Regions from separate parts of the Homo sapiens genome. Here region 2 is linked to region 1. A link is an interaction called in ENCODE POLR2A ChIA-PET data of the cell type or tissue named here. Cell type or tissue: GM12878. All regions are shown on one strand. Links, peaks and the distances in the headings refer to the core of each region. The heading gives the core; the rest is flanking DNA. Region 1 has its middle 40 kb from the start of LINC00682. Region 2 overlaps APBB2 (amyloid beta precursor protein binding family B member 2).

Region 1 (8,341 bases), core at 102-8,101:
ATTTTTGTATTTTTTTGTAGAGATGGGATTTCACCATATTGCCCAAGCTGGTCTCAAACTCCTGGGCACAAGAAGTCCTCCCATCTAGACTTCCTAAAGTGCTGGAATTACAGGCATGAGCCACCACGCCCAGCCAGGATTATCTTTTTCCAAGTTTTTTCTATGCATAAAAGATACATAAAAGTCGGGCGTGGTGGCTCACACCTGTAATCTCAGCACTTTGGGAGGCCAAGGCGGGTGGATCACCTGAGATCAGGAGTTCAAGACCAGCCTAACCCCGTCTCTACTAAAAAGACGAAAATTAGCTAGGCATGGTGGCAGGTGCCTGTAATCCCACCTACTCAGGATGCTGAGGCAGAGAGAATTGCTTAAAACCCAGGAGGCGGAGCTTGCAGTGAGCTGAGATTGCACCACTGCACTCCAGCCTAGGCGACAGAGCAAGACTCCGTCACAAAAAAAAAAAAAAAAAAAAGGTACTTCACACATGTACACATACAAACACACAATCGGAATCAGTGTGTATCTACCGTTTTGTATTTTTCTCACTCAGCAACATATTCCATTTTATTATTTATCTGGAGCATCACTTTTTAATGATGCACACAGTATTCCCTTACACAGAGATTCCATAATTTATTTAAGGAATTCTTTCATTGAAGGGCATTTACATATTGCCAGATTGCCATTCCTGAAAGCCTGAACCAATTTAGGTCCCTATCAGCCCTATCAGCAGTATATGAGAATGTCCATGTCCCTGTTCCCTTAACAACATTGCTGACCAAGTGTTTTTTCCTCCTCCACAGAAAAATAATAGGAGATTCTCATTATGACACATGATTTGGAGAAGGGGATTTACTGAGTGAACAACACTTTAAAAATGTGTACTGTTTAATTACCAGAGAATTTTTATGCAGTTTATTTCTACTCAGTGCAAGGTATTAGAAGAGGAATGGTTGTTGTAAAATTTCAGAATAACGTGTCTTTAGTTAAACACTCAACTTCTGCTACGTAGCTCCCTGAGGCCAGAGATAATGCCCTATTTATCATTGCATCTCAAGGATCTCACACATAAAACGCTTTCAATACATGTCTATCAAAGTAATGAATACAAGAATGCTAAATCCATGCCAACCAAATGGTCATGGCTTGGAAATCATTTAAGTTAAAGCAGTTTCCAAAATAAGATGAAAATTGAATCCAACTTTTTTAGTTTAAAAACTTCAGTTCTCCATGTTCATCTTAACTGTTATATATATTTTTGGATACCAGACCCTGACTATACCTGGATGGTAGGAAAACATAAGAGAAAAATAATAGGAAAATATCTCTGTGTGCCATGGAAATATGCTTTGTCTAGCAGTATAATTAGCCAACAGACTAGCAACATTGTCAAATGTCTTGGGCTATTGCACTAGGTTTTTGGTTTATACAATAATATTCATCTCTGTAGTAGTGAGAGAAGATTATTTCAGCAGCCAGCATAGATTGCAATGGAGAAGGCTGGGCACAGTGGCTCACACCTGTAATCCCAGAATTTTGGGAGGCTGAGGCAGGCAGATCACCTGAGGCCAGGAGTTCGAGACCAGCCTGGTCAACATGGTGAAACCCCGTCTCTACTAAAAATACAAAAATTAGCTGGGCGTGGTGGCATGCACCTGTAATCCCAGCTACTTGGGAGGCTGAGGCAGGAGAATTGTTTGAGCCCAGGAGGCAGAGTTTGCAGTGAGCCGAGATCAGGCCACTGCACTCCAGCCCGGGTGACAGAGTGAGATTCCGTCTCAAAAAAATAAAAATAAAAAACAATGGAGAAAGTCCCAAAGCACTGGCTTCACGTTCTCAGGCTGCCTGAGAGGCAGTGAGAGGCTCCAACTTCTCCAAGTCAGCCTCAACCACGTGCCAGATCAAGAATGGTGCTGTGTCTTCCAGCAAATGACAGACGAGCACAATTCCAGGAATTCCTTTTTCGGCAGATTTGTAATAAGCTCCACAATTGGTGTTCTATAGCAAGACATATTTTTAGATTCAACTTTCAACTCTGGTCACCCAGAGCTGGGGCTCTGGACATTGTCCTCTGCATCCTCTTTCCCCGGGATTGCTCAAATTGCAGAGGAGGGGGTCATGACCCCTATAGGGTCACAGAGAGCAAAACAGCCAAGAATCAAGTGGAGTTTTCTTGAAGCTGCTGGGAAGGGAAATTGTCTTCTGTCAGTGGCCTCATTGCCATCAAAACTGCTTTCCCCATTGCTGCTCCATCTATCAGTCATGACAGTTGCTTCTGGTTTAAAACGTACTAAGTGTGAGGCACCATCTAGGTGCTTTACTTTCCAGTTCTTGCTCACATTTTTCACATCGTGCACACAGGAAATGATACTATTTGTGCACCCAGTACACAACCAAGGCTGCTTGTGGCAGGAGGCCACTGGCTGAGGGTCTGGAAAGCCCCAAGCCTCACCCAGTTACTCTGTGGGCCGAGAAATATACTATCACAACACATAGATAATCTATCTGTGACATGCCATTGGAAAACTGCTTTATAGGGATTATCTCACTTAATAAATGCAACTGTGTGGGTTACGTGACTCATATTTATAAATGAGTCACAGAAAGGCTAAGCACCTTGCCTATGGTCACATAGGTAGTTAGGCATCCAAACTGTAGTGTAGACTGTAATGGATGTTTCAGTCTGTATTTGGATGTTACCTGTAGCATACCCACTAAGATTCCATTGACTAAAGAAAATTATATGTATTACTTGTTCACAAATATTAATATTTATTCTTTTCCCACCCTTGCAATGCTTACCTGTAAGATGGAAAAAAACTTCCACTGACTTTGAGAGTTATTACAGCATAAGCTGACCTATACACAAGGTCTATCTGCCTCCCCTGTCCAGGTACTTTCCGTTTTGCTGTATTGCCTCTCATCTCCAGCCCTTCAAGGAGTTCTACCCATCCGTCTGTTTTCCTGGTATTTTAATTTTTCATATTCATGGTAAAAATAGTAGAACTTCTCTTTTCTTTTACCTGTAAAAGAAAGATGAAAATACTTCCATCTTACAGGTAAGCACTGCAAGGGTGAGAAAGGAATAAATACTTGTGAACGAATAATACATATAATTTGCTTTAGTCAATGGAATGTTAGTGGGTATGCTACAGGTAACATCCAAATACAGGCTCTAAATGCACTGACATGATATTGCTTGACTTCGTGGGCTCCCACCATCAGCGGCAAGAATGTGCCCTAGACAGAGGTACCAGAATGAAGATCTGTGCAGCAAAAGTGAAGAGGTGAAAAGTGCTTGCAGAGCCAAGCAAAGCTACAGCCAACCCACAGATCTGGGAGTAAGAAGTATTGTTGTAAACCATTGACTTTGAGAGTTATTACAGCATAAGCTGACTAATACACTAGGTCTGTCTGCCTCCCCGGTCCAGGTACTTCCCATTTTGCTGTATTCCTTCTCATCCCCGGTCCTTCAAGGAGATCTACCCATCAGTCTGTTTTCCTGGTATTTTAATTTTTTACGTTCATGATAAAAATAGTTGAACTTTTCTTTTTGTCTTTTTTAATTTTTTTAATAAAAAACTTTATTTACTTAGAAGCATTGAGAAGGTCAACAAAGGAGCTGCAACTGTTTTTTCAATTACAAAATGGTATTCAATTAACAGAACAAAAATGGTTTTCCACAAGCTGCGTCAGAGACAGCTGAAGATGAAAAAAACAACCATCCCCATATATAACTAATTTGTGCTGTGGACCAACAAGAACTTACTCTAAATTTCCATGGCAATTTACAACCCCCATACTGTACCGGGAAAGGTTAGTGGATACTGAAAATGCCACCAGGTCAGGACTATCTAAAGACACATTTAGTAGTGTGTTAACTATACAAAAAAAATACACTGTACAGTTTAAAAACAAATCTTACACAGCCTTACTTTTCTATTTTTTTTTTCTTTAAAAGGTGTGAGTTGTGTACAGGGGGATTAAACGCTTTATAGACAAGAAAAGAAACTGCACTAGAACCAACTTAGTCACCATTGTTTTCTTCTTCATCTTTACCTCCTCATTTTCTTCCTCCTCCTCATCCTCTTCATCTTCCTCCTCTTCCTTCTTTTCCTTGCTTTGTTCAGCCTTGATGGCTCCCTTTTTTGCTGCATCAGGCTTTCCTATAGCTCAACACGCAGAAATACCCTTTCCTATTTTTCCTTCATTCAGCTTCACAGCCTTCTTTTCTTTCTTTCTTTTTTTTTTTTTTTTTTTTTTTTTGAGACTGAGTCTTGCTGTATCGCCCAGGCTGAAGTGCAGTGGCGCGATCTTGGCTCACTGCAACCTCCACCTCCCAGGTTCAAGCAACTCTCCTGCCTCAGCCTCCCAAGTAGCTGGGATTATAGGCACCTGCCACCACGCCTGGCTAATTTTTGTATTTTTAGCAGAGACGGGGTTTCACCATGTTGGCCACCCGCCTCAGCCTCCCAAAATGCTGGGATTACAGGTATGAGCTACTGCACCCAGCCACACAGCCTTCTTTTCATAAGGCTCCTTGTCATCTGCAGCAGTGTTATTCCACATCTCTCCCAGTTTCTTCACAACATCACAGTGTATAGGCTGGGATGTTCTCCTTTATTTTTTGGGCAATACTCAGAACAGGACAAGAAAAAAGCCAAATGAGGCCTCTTGGGGGCACTGGGATCCTTGAACTTCTTTTTTGTCTTCCTTTAGGAGGTATATAGGTTTTCTTATTTTTTTCTTTCTTTTTTTTTCTGTTTGTTTGCTTTTTGGTTTATAATAAGTTTTTTTTTCTTTTTTTTAAAAAAACTTTTAAGTCCAGGGATACACATGCAGGTTTGTTATATAGGTGAACCTGTGTCGTGGGTATTTGTTGTATGAATTAAAATCTCAACATCACTGATCATTAGAGAAATGCATATTAAAACCACAGTGAGATACTATCTCACAACAGTCGGAATAGCTATTAATAAAAAGTCGAAAAATAGGCTGGACATGGTGGCTCACGCCTGTAATCCCAGCACTTTGGGAGGCCGAGGTGGGCAGATCATTTGAGGTCAGGGGTTTGAGACTGGCCTGGCCAACATTGTGAAACTGTGTCTCTACTAAAAATATAAAAATTAACTGGGCATGGTAGTGGGCGCCTGTAATCCCAGCTACTCCAGAGGCTGAGGCAGGAGAATGGCTTGAACCTGGGAGGTGAAGGTTGCAGTGAGCCAAGATCAAGCCAACTGCACTCCAGCCTGGGTGACAAGAGAGAGACTCTGTCTCAAAAAAAAAGAAAAAAGTAAAAAAATAATAGTTGCTGGCAAGGTCACAGAGAAAAAGGAATGCTTGCACACTGTTGGTGGAAGTGTAAATTCATTCAACCATTGTGGAAAGCAGTGTGATGATTCCTCAAAGACCTAAAACGGAAACACCATTTGACCCAGCAATCTCATCACTGAGTATATACCCAAAGGAATATAAATCATTCTATCATAAAGACACGTGCACATTTGTGTTCATCAAGGCACTCTTCACAATAGCAAAGACATGAAATCAACCTAAATGTCCATCAATGGTAGAGTGGATAAAGAAAAGGTGGTACATATACACCATGGAATACTATGCAGCCATAAAAAAGAATGAGCTTATGTTCTTTCAGGAAGATGGATGGATATAGGCTTTCATTTCTCTTTCATAATGGCCTTGCCTGCTTTTGCCGTGTCTTCAACTTTTCCTTTCTTTTTAGCAGACGTGTTATTTCACCTCTCTGAGCATGTCTTAGAATATTCTGAGAAGCTGACTGAAGCATCTGTGTGCTTCATCTTGGGCTCCTCTCAACAAGTTTGCACAGGGAGGGAATATTATGACATTTTTACTCTCGGCTTCTTAGCATCTGTTTGGCCCATGTTTATTTATTTTTCCTCAGCAAAGCACAGAGTCCCCAGTGCCCATCCAGTTCTCATTTTCCCCAACGCTGTCTTTATGGAGCTCAATGTACTGCAATGGCTCTCGTCCTTTTTTTTAGTTGTGATACAAGGCCCTCAGAAGATCCCAACATGAAAGTAATAAGAATTATCCCCTGCAATTGAACAATAATGTATACACTTTCCAGAACCCATTCACTGTGTTAGCATAGACAGGACATTCCTTCCACAAGATTCCTGCCACAAGACTACTCAATGCCTGTTTACAGAATGGAATAATCAATCAATATTCACTTTGCTTAGGAGAAAACAAAAGACTCAGAGATTAATGATGATAACCATGGTGATCTTTAGGTTTGTTGTTTAGCCATGGGCCCAGTTCTATGCTAAATGGTGCCATTTAATCCCTACAACTATCCTGAGAGGGAGGTGTTCCAGAGACCACCAGTTGTGCCCCAATAACCATTCTCCCTGTCTTGCTTTAGTAACAGAAACCTAGAACTAGACACACACTACCAGTAAATACTACATTTCCCATGCTCCTTTGCAGTTAGGTGTGGCCATGTAGCTAAGGTGGATTTGAATACTTCCAAGCCATGCCCTTAAAGGAAAAGCAGTGTGTCTTTTCTTTTCCCTTTCCTTCTTCCCTCTGTCTGGAATCAGACATCATGGCAGTAACTGAAACTGCCATTTTAACATGAGAGGGAAGCCAAGTAGTGCAGAGGATGAATAAAAAACAACATAGAAGCTAGGTTCCTGACACCGTGGAACCACTATACTAGCCCTGGACCACCTACCTAACTTTTACATGAAAGAGAACTAAAACTGTATCTTTTTATGTCACTCTATTTTGAGGTCTCTTTCTCTTTCTCTCTCTTTTAACAGCAACCTAATTTTATCCTAACTAACGCCATAGGTATTACCACCTTTTTCAGATGGGGAAGTCGAAGTTCAGATTGCTTAACTTACCAGAAGTTCTCACAATGTGTAGGCAGGAGAGCCAGGACTTGGATCATGGTCTGATTGATGCCCCAAACCTGTGTCTTCCCCATTGTGCTCACCAGCCTCCAAGGTCAGGCCTTAAACCAGCTGCTCAATTTTCTCCTGCCTCCATTGCTAAGGTTTCAATTACAAACGTCATGTTACAGAACATAACATTCTCTTTCCCATGAGGAAGATCTGGTAGATCTGAAGAAGATTCAGATCATGCCAGAGATCTTCAGAAAAATAGTCAACAACTTCCACAGCCAGGATGTTGCAAGAGAATGAATGAAACAGTCTACATCACGTGCAGACTAAAGTGAGGTGAGGTTCCCCAGTGATCTTTTGGATATTCAGTAAGAAAATATTAGAACTTCTACTTGTGTTTACACTTTTAGGCTTAAAAGTCAAAAATCTAACTTGAGTAACCTGAAAAATGTGTGGATTGACATTTTTGCATTCAGTCCCTCTGTCAGAGATTCATGTGTCCAAAAGGCTCTCCCAAGGAAAGGGCAGGGGCATCTGCAGCCTTCTTCACATGATTGTTTGCTGGAGGCATATTGAAACAGTGCAATTTAGATTGTGCCCCAGTTTAATAGGTTAAGAATTATGTTTTGCAGGGCCGGGCACAGTGGCTCACGTCTGCAACCCCAGCACTTTGTCAGGCTGAGGCTGGCAGATCACTTGAGCCCAGGAGTTTGAGACCAGCCTGGGCAACATGGCGAAACCCGATCTCTACAAAAAATAAAAAATTAATTGGGTATAGTGGCATGTGCCTGTAATCCCAGCAACTCAGGATGCTGAGGCAGTAAGATTGATTGAGCCCAGGAGGATGATGCTGCAGTGAGCCATGACTGAGCCATTTTACTCCAGCCTGTGTGACTGAGACCCTGTCTCAAAAATAAAATAAAATAAAAAATAAGAATTGTGTTTAGCAGTTTTAACTGAACTAGAAAAGTAGAAATGTTACTTAAGAGGAGAAACCACAAATGAATATCATAATAATGAAGTGATGTGGTTTGGAGTTGTGTCCCCGCCCACCAAGAGGGGCTTGGTGGGAGGTGATTGGATCATGGGGGCGGATTTCCCCCTTGCTGTTCTCATGATAGTGAGTTCTCATGACATCTGGTTGTTTAAAAGTGTGTAGCACCTCCCCCTTCCTTCTCTTCCTCCTGCTCTGGCCATATGAGAAGTGCCTGCTTCCCCTTCACTTTCTGCCATGATTGTCAAGTTCCCTGAGGCCTCCCCAGGCATGCTTCCTGTAGAACCTGCAAAACCACACACGAATTAAACCTCTTTTTAAATAAATTACCCTGTTTATGTATTTCTTTATAGCAGTTCCAGAACAGACTAATACATGAAGCAAATGCAATTTGAAAATGGTAGAATTCGGCAGGGAGCGGTGGTTCACACCTGTAATCCCAGCACTTTGGGAGGCTGAG
Region 2 (8,341 bases), core at 256-8,255, 770 kb before region 1:
AAACATAAAGGCATAAAAGTGATTACAACATAGAAAGGAGCAGAGATTGTGTCAGTGAGTGACGTCACTGCAGGAACATAGACAGAAGGAGAACATTACAGGATCAGTGCAGAATCCTGGAGAACACACATAACAGAATGTGCAGAGGAAAACCATCTTTTGAAGAAGACCCAGGAAGAATGGTAGAGAGGTACCACGGGATAGAAAGAGATGAATAAAGATAAAAAATGAAAAGTATACCTTTGGATTTGACATTTAAGAAGTCACTGTCCACCTTGATGGAGAGCTGTTTTAGTGAAGTGGTGGAGGCAGAGATAACAGAATAAACAGAGCAAGTGGAAGAGCCCAGGAAAGGGAATGCGTGGCTGCTGGAAGAGACTAAGTGCTCACAGCGCATGGCTACAGGCTGAAGGACTCAGTTCAGGGGGAGAGGCTGAAAGTCTAAGGGGGAAGAGGTAAAGATGGCCTGAGATCTCAAAAGAGGTGGGCCAAAGGGTCAGGAGTACAGATGAAGGGACTGACCTCGAAGAAGAGGGGAGTCCACAATCCTCGGATATTAGAAGGAAAGTACAGTAGCTCCCCTTTGTCCATGGGGGATGCATTCCAGGATCCCCAGTGGATGCCTGAAATCATGGATAGAACCAAGCCCTATCTACCTATACTATGTTTTTTCCTATACATATGTACCGATGATAAAGTTTAATTTCTAAATTAGGCACAGTAAGAGATTAACAATGATACCCAATAATAAAATAGAGCAAGTGAATGTGGTCTCTATTTCTCATAACTATCTTAGTGTACTGTACTATGGGAAACTGCAATCACAGAAATGAAACTGGGTAAGTGGGGGCTACAGGAAAGATAAATCTGGCTATAGTAAGTTCATAATGAATAGTATTGGGATTTGGAGGCAATAGACCAAATTGCATCAATGTTTCTAGAAAATAGTTGGCAACGTCTCTTTGTTGAGAATGAGATGACAGGTAAATGGTCTGAGGACATGGATCTTGAAATTCTTGGTTTCTGGCAAGCAATCCCCCCAAATTAAAGTAGTCTAAGTCTGTTTTAAGGTAAACAAACAAACAAGGCAGTTTGTACCAAGATAGAAAAGAGCATTTATAAGTTTTACCCCTAAGAGTAGAACTTCAGAGTATCAAAAAATACTATTATAAGCAAAAGATCTGGAAGATGTCTTTTCTTAAAATGATCTCAGGCTTTGGGTGTCAACATTTCCAAAGGTGTACGTGTAGTTTAATTAAGCAAAACTATTACCAACCATCTTTTTTTTTTTTTTTTTTTTTTTTTTGAGATGGAGTCTCGCTCTGTTGCCAGGCTGGAGTGCAGTGGCGTGATCTCAGCTTACTGCAACCTCCGACTTCCTGGTTCAAGTAATTCTGCTGCCTCAGTCTCCTGAGTAGCTGGGATTACAGGCACATGCCACCATGCCCAGCTATTTTTTGTATTTTTAGTAGAGATGGGGTTTCACCATGTTGGCCAGGATGGTCTCGATCTCTTGACCTTGTGATCTGCCCGCCTCGGCCTCCCAAAGTGCTGGGATTACAGGCGTGAGCCACCATGCCTGGCCCTACCCACCATCTTAGAAAGCTTCTTGAATTGCTCCAATTCAAAGGTCCTTCCTACCATGGATAAACTACTGAAAATGAAAAAGAGGCAGACATTTGAGAGTAAAGGCAAGAAGGAAGGGAGAATGGGTTGGCAGTGGCACCTGCCACTGAGACTTCCTAGCTGCCTCTTAAAACAGTAGTTATGCCATCCCACTGTGATCTCCTGAACGCTTTTCCATCTAGGGTTTTAGCCAATTCAGAAATGGAGTGGAGTGACTTTATACTTGGAAAGTATCCCAGTAATGCCAAAGGAGCAAGATTCATTAGAAACCCGATGCGATGGAAAACACCTGGAAAAGCAGCTTTTATGTTCCCCAGACAGCCTTTGTGATCTCAAAAACTCTAAGACTGCTCTGCGGTTTGTCTATTCTGTTAACAGGAACAAGATCCAGGCCATTTCTGGAACTTGAAAGGATTTTAGAACCAATGCTATCTGCACTGAAGTCAGTCAGGACAGAGATGGTTTCAAAGGCATCAGATGCCTACTAACTGGAACACTCATCTCTGTATCCTCGGGGCATAGGATGTAGTAAGCAGTCAATAAATGTGAAATAAATCAATAAACCAATACATTAGTGAAAAGCTTTCACAACTAGGAGGTAAGGAGGCCAATTAAATGGTGAGAACAGAAATAGTCTATTTCTTCTTTTCCTACCCTAACTGACTCAAAGCAAAGCTGCAAATCACATTCAGCTGCATTTATACTTTTCACAGAAGAAAATCTTTATGAACTCATAAATATGAACTTGTAAGTAAATACTGCATGTTAAGTGGGAGGACTCAGAAATTATGAAACACAAGATGCCTCTTAAATGGGAAAATAGATGGGTATGAACATTTTGAGGACACAAAGCAACAGAAATTGCAGACTTTACATCTGTCTGCCTTCTTTGTCATCCTCCCCTGTGAAGGACAGGACATCATTACTCTCACAGCATGGTGCCTCTCCTCCCAGATGCTCATTCACACAACCCACTTCAGTTTAACCTGCTGGGGCAGTAAGATAAATAGTCATGAGATAACCAAGTCTCGCTTCCTTGAAAATTTTAAAAATTCACCTTGGTTGCAGGTCTGTTTTAGTCCTAATATATATTTCTATTACTCACAATTTTACTTCTTTTATAATAAAAGAAGCCCTGAGGTATCATGATCTTACTGGACACATTTTATTTTATTTTACTTATTTATTTTTTGAGACAGAGTTTCACTCCTGTCGCCCAGACTGGAGTGCGGTGGTGAGATCTCGGCTCACTCCAGTCTCCGCCTCCTGGGTTCAAGTGATTCTTGTATCTCAGACACGCAAGTAGCTGGGATTACAGGCATGCACCACCACACCCGACTAATTTTTAGTAGAGACAGGGTTTTACCACATTGGCCAGGTTGGTCTTGAGCTCCTGACCTCAAGCGATCCACCCGCCTCGGCCTCCCAAAGTGCTGGGACTACAGGCGTGAGCCACCATGCCTGGCCTGAACACATTTTATATTACGCAGCAGCACAAGGTAATATTTGTCTAAAAATAACTTTAATAATAAAGCTTCCAAAGGTGAGGAATAGTTTTTTTTATTAGTATGTACCACGTGACATTTTTCTGAACTGTTAAAAAATAACTTGATCCTGAAAACATCAAATCTGATTGTGTCCATCTGACTAGCAATATCTCGGGAAGGAAATCAACCTTTGAGACTTCTTTCTACTCTTAAGAACGCTAAGATCAAGATAAATATACGCTATTCACTTGAATGCAAGCCATCAAGGAAAGGAAGGGAATATATTTGCCAGTCTACAAAGTGTTTAGTGTGCAGCTTTTTAATTACTGCATTTACGGTACTAGCCATAATATATTCACTATCACAAATGCTCTACAAAGTCATTAATCCTCAACAAATACATTAATGCTTCCCTCCTCTCCTACAAGTTCTTACTATGCTGATGTGGGGCAAAAATGCCAAGAATTCTCTCCAAAGTAAACATTTCATGCCAACAGCCACTAGTTCTACAATGCTCATTTCACTATTTTAAGATATGTAATAGCTCTGCTTAAGCATTTCCTGCTGTTGACCTAAAAGATAAGTTTGTACACAAAAAATTTTTAAATGGCTTTACTTAAAGCAACAATTTTTAATAGAAAGGTGATGTAAGCTATCTAAAAGGTTGCTTATGCTCTTCCAAAATAATATATTCTATAATTCAATAATTATAATTCTCTGCATCATTCTGCAGTTATAGTACAATATAATTTCTGCTTTTTAAAATCTCCAGGAATAGGCCGGGCACGCTGGCTCACACCTATAATCCTAGCACTTTGGGAGGCCAAGGCAGGCAGATTACCTGAGGTCAGGAGCTCGAGACCAGCCTGGCCAACATGGCGAAACCCCATCTCTACTAAAAATACAAAAATTAGCCAGGCGTGGTGGCGGGCACCTGTAATCTCTTCCACTTGGGAGGCTGGGGCAGGAGAATCGCTTGAACCCGGGAGGCAGAGGTTGCAGTGAGCAGAGATCATGCCACTGCACTCCAGCCTGGGTGACAGAGCGAGACTCTGTCTCAAAAAAAACAATTAAAATTTTTTAAAAAAAATCTCAAAGAATAAGACATTGAGAATGATCACGATTTTCAAAACAGCTGAAGGATTACCCATTTAAGTATCAAAATGGGTTTAATTTCAACCATAGTGGATTAATTTTTTTTTCTAAAAGGTAATGCCTTCTTCAGAGAATCCAGAATATGATTAATCTTTGTTTGGTGACACAGGATCATCAACATGACTATAAATTACTTGCTCTGCTGGAACATGAGAATACTAACTCCAAGGAAAAGGAGTGGCAGCAGTTACTGGGTAGGAGCTGGGTTTCTACCACCACAAAGAGAGCTGGATGGGGAGTTACTACTAAAGCACAGGGTGCAATGAGAATCAAAAGGAAGAGACTGCTGAAGTTCTCACAACAAGGAAAGCACAGATATAAATACACTCTGGAGAGCCCAAGGGGAAATCCAAGTTACAGAGCCAGGTCTGAAGTCAAGAGCTGTGGCCGACTAGAGTCAGGATCTGAGTTGGAGATAAATTGATGGCGAATAGAGGGAGAGGGTGTGAAGTTGGCTTTGTGTGTATCCTGCTGGTAACTGGGTTTAACCTGCCCATTAAAGGCCAGTGGCAAGACAGCTGTTCTCAGAAGCTTCTGAGGCAACAGAGGGCTGTTTATTCCTCTACTCAAAGGCAGATGGCGGCTAGGCTTTGGGGATATGTGTCTGCCTTTCACAGTCTGGCTATCTCCTCTCCTTTGTCCTAAAGAGTTGCATCTCATTTCTGTTATAGTACCAACCTTTCCCTTCTTCAAGTCAGCTATGATTTTGGAATTCAAATAAAATAATGAAGTGTAAGAGAACGAAACTTAAAATACCAAGCTCCAGATAAGATCTGAAGGGCACAGGGCACGGCCTCTGAACACATACTTGGGCTGTTGTGATGCCTTTTTTGTTTATTTCTTGGTTCTTAGGGAATTCAAATAGTGTTCCTTAAGCAGAACTCATTTGAAGTCATTTAGCCAAGCCTAAAAAACCTGCCCGGAGCGTGTTATTTCTAAGTGACCACTGTTATTTAACAAGCACCTCCTTTGGAGAAATTCAATAAGCAGAATCTCCAGAAACACAACAAAACCAATTGCCCTGATGTGAACAATCTAGAAATGTGGGAACAAACTCAGAACCTGAAGAAAGGGAGGACTTTACCATTGCATACATTAAGTGACTGTTGGCAAATCAATTAGCCTTCCAAGCCTCATCTGTAAAATGGGCTAAGGATATCTGCCTTGCAAAGGTATGATTGAGAACAAAAGGAAAGGCTCAGAAGAGATCTACAAATACGAATTACACCTTAATTAAGTGGTAACAAATGTGAATTACACCTTAATTAAGTACATAACCCCCTACAACACACAGATCTTTATTTAGACCTTTTTTTAGACTAGGTCTTGTGCCTAGTAGTTTCTATCCAACTTTCACCACCCCAGATAAGATTCTTTTTCCCAATTATTTCCACAGAACATTCTTCTCGGCTAAAAAATATTTTTTACTTCACTGCTCATATAGCAAGAACAACTACTCCTGAATTTTCAGAGTAAAAAAAACCTAGAATGTAAAAATTCCCCATTATGATTTTCCCATTTTGTTTCTTCTTAACAACTTCCTATCTAAGTTCTTTTCTCTTTCTCCCATTTTTCTTTATAGCATCTTTGTGGATCTTATTTTCTCACTTTAAGTTCAACACTTGCTGTAATGTGATTTAGCAGTTTACAAGGCACCTTCACATATATTACCTTATTTCCCTTAAATTTCTTCTATTCTCTTTGTTTCTTGCCTTACTTTCAGAAATACAAACAGAACTTTCTAAAATCAGCAAAGAAGCAATTTTTCACCTTCCAACTGCCAACATACTAATACACAATACTTGGCAGAGCTGTCCAAAGCAAGTCAGACCACATACAGTATACCTAAATCCTGACACCTCCAACTCTCTTAACAAATAATTTTTTTTCTCCGTGGTAATGGTCTCTTGGAAGTTAAAATATAGTGAGAAATGTGTAAACATACCAATATATTAAAATAAGACAAGTGAATCCCTTTAAGAATCATGAAAAATAATTAACAACAACAACAAAAGAAAAAAACAGCAGGAGGCCCAGTGAGGTGGTTCACACCTGTAATCTCAGCATTACAGTGTGTAATGAATACAATGATACAATGAAGCTAAAGTAGTAGGATCACTTGAGGCCAGCAGTTCAAGACCAGCCTGGGCAATGTAGCAAGACCTCATCTCATCAATTAAGCAGTCAATCAATATGCTAGCAAGTCGGGTGTGATGACACGTGCCTGTAGTCTCAACTACTTGGGAGGCTGAGGCAGGAGGATTGCTTGAGCCCAGGAGTTCAAGGCTACAGTGAGCTATGATGGTGCCACTGCACTTCAGCCTGGGTGACAGAGCAAGACCATCTCTAAACAAACAAACAAAGGAATAAGAGGTTGAAAACATTAGCAGAAAGAAAAAAGAAGGAATAAAGTTGTTATTTTTGCTTCCAGTAAAATTTCCATCATCTTTCTTACCAGAGCTGTTCTTCCCCAAGCTCTGCATTAAATAATCTGGTCATTAAATCTGTGAAAACCACAAGGGATGTGCCCATCTCATTAAAAAAGATGATCATTTGAGCTATGATAATGAGAAAGAGCATCTATTTTTGGTTTTAAGGACAGAAGTACTTCCTGCCTGTTGCTCAGAGCAGCGACACTTCTAGTTAGCTTTAGCACAAAACAGATGCCCCAGCACTCTTTATCATAGTGACAACAGGAACCTGCAAATAGAAAGATTTCGTCTCAGAACTTCTACATACTCTCAATCTATTGATTTATCAACAAAGAACATGAGGCGTCTGAAACAGAAAAATATTAATTCTACCATATGAAGGCAAATATTATTATTATTATTTTTTTTTTTTTTTTTTTGAGATGGAGTCTTGCTCTGTCGCCCAGGCTGGAGTGCAGTGGCACCATCTCGGCTCACTGCCAGCTCCGCCTCCCGGGTTCACGCCATTCTCCTGCCTCAGCCTCCCGAGTAGCTGGGACTACAGGCATCCGCCACCAGTCCCGGCTAATTTTTTGTATTTTTAGTAGAGATGGGGTTTCACCATATTATTGTTTTTTTTAAAAGGATTTTTGTAAACTCTAGATTAGAAATTAGATCAGGCCCAGCATGGTGGCTCATGCCTGTAATCCCAGCACTTTGGGAGGCCGAGGTAAGTGGACCACCTGAGCCCAGGAATTCCAACACAAGCCTGAGAAACATGGCAAAACTCGACTCCACAAAAAATTATCTGGCCACGTGTCTGTAGTCCCAGCTACCTGGGGGGCTGAGGCAGGAGGACTGCTTGAGCCCAGGAGGGCGATGCTGCAATGAGTCATGTTTGTGACAATGCACTCCAGCCTGGGCAACAAGAGTGACACTCTGTCTCCAAAAAAACAAAAGAAATCAGATCAGATTCCCCTATATTCATTCAAACTCTGGAGATACAAAACCTTTAAAATTTGAATTGATTGCCCTTTGACTTTACAATGGTTGAACAAGACCCAAAAATAATTTTACAGTAATCTTTGATACACATTAATAATATATTAAACATAATTTTAATAAATCAGTTGTTATTCCTAAAATTGAAGTACTAATGAAATTTAAGGAGAAAAGTTGAAAGATAATACTCGGCCTTGATTCTGCTGTGGTGTTTACATGTTCAATGATGGAAGCTTCTGGCACATAAAACTTTCTGCATTTTGTAAGAGATACTCTGGGTGATTTGAGCATGGGAATGGAGAAGAACATCAAGGGTCCAACATTATTCATGGAATCTACAGAGATGCCTCAAGGAAGCTCAGTTCCCTATAGAACACAACTGGGACCACTGGATAAAGGGGCTCTTAGAAAAGAATGTTTTCTTCCAGCTTGGACCCAACTCAAGTCAACCTAATAGGAAATCTAAGAAAAACTGACCCAACTGTGATTATGGCTCCAGGCAATGAAGGTCATTATTTTTTGTAATGGTGGAAATATTATGTTACGCTTATAACTGGGTCTGAGGTCAGACTTGGAATGTATACTTTAGAGATAACTGACCTTTTTTCTATTATATTCTCAAACCAACAAAACAGTATCACTTAGTTCATTTTGACAGTG

The links. ChIA-PET counts read pairs that join two places held together with the same protein. Peaks named below come from ENCODE experiments on the same cell type or tissue, not always from the same donor. Only the 100,000 strongest peaks of a DNase experiment are listed, where the experiment ranks them.
Region 2: POLR2A ChIA-PET joins it to region 1 with 5 read pairs; 1 of 35 experiments calls an interaction of 5 or more read pairs at or near these places.

What each region holds. Positions count from the first base shown.
Region 1 is chr4:41,838,051-41,846,391 of GRCh38, forward strand. It overlaps the pseudogene HMGB1P28. Among named protein-coding and RNA genes, the nearest start is that of LINC00682, 40 kb to the right of the region's middle. In GM12878, for the core only: no CTCF peak of the experiment used is centred there; a DNase peak (open chromatin) is centred at 2,351.
Region 2 is chr4:41,067,509-41,075,849 of GRCh38, forward strand. All of the region lies in intron 3 of APBB2 (amyloid beta precursor protein binding family B member 2), which reads right to left. Among named protein-coding and RNA genes, the nearest start is that of APBB2, 140 kb to the right of the region's middle. RefSeq lists an enhancer at 2,271-2,821. In GM12878, for the core only: no CTCF peak of the experiment used is centred there; a DNase peak (open chromatin) is centred at 4,623; H3K27ac peaks cover 1,526 bases.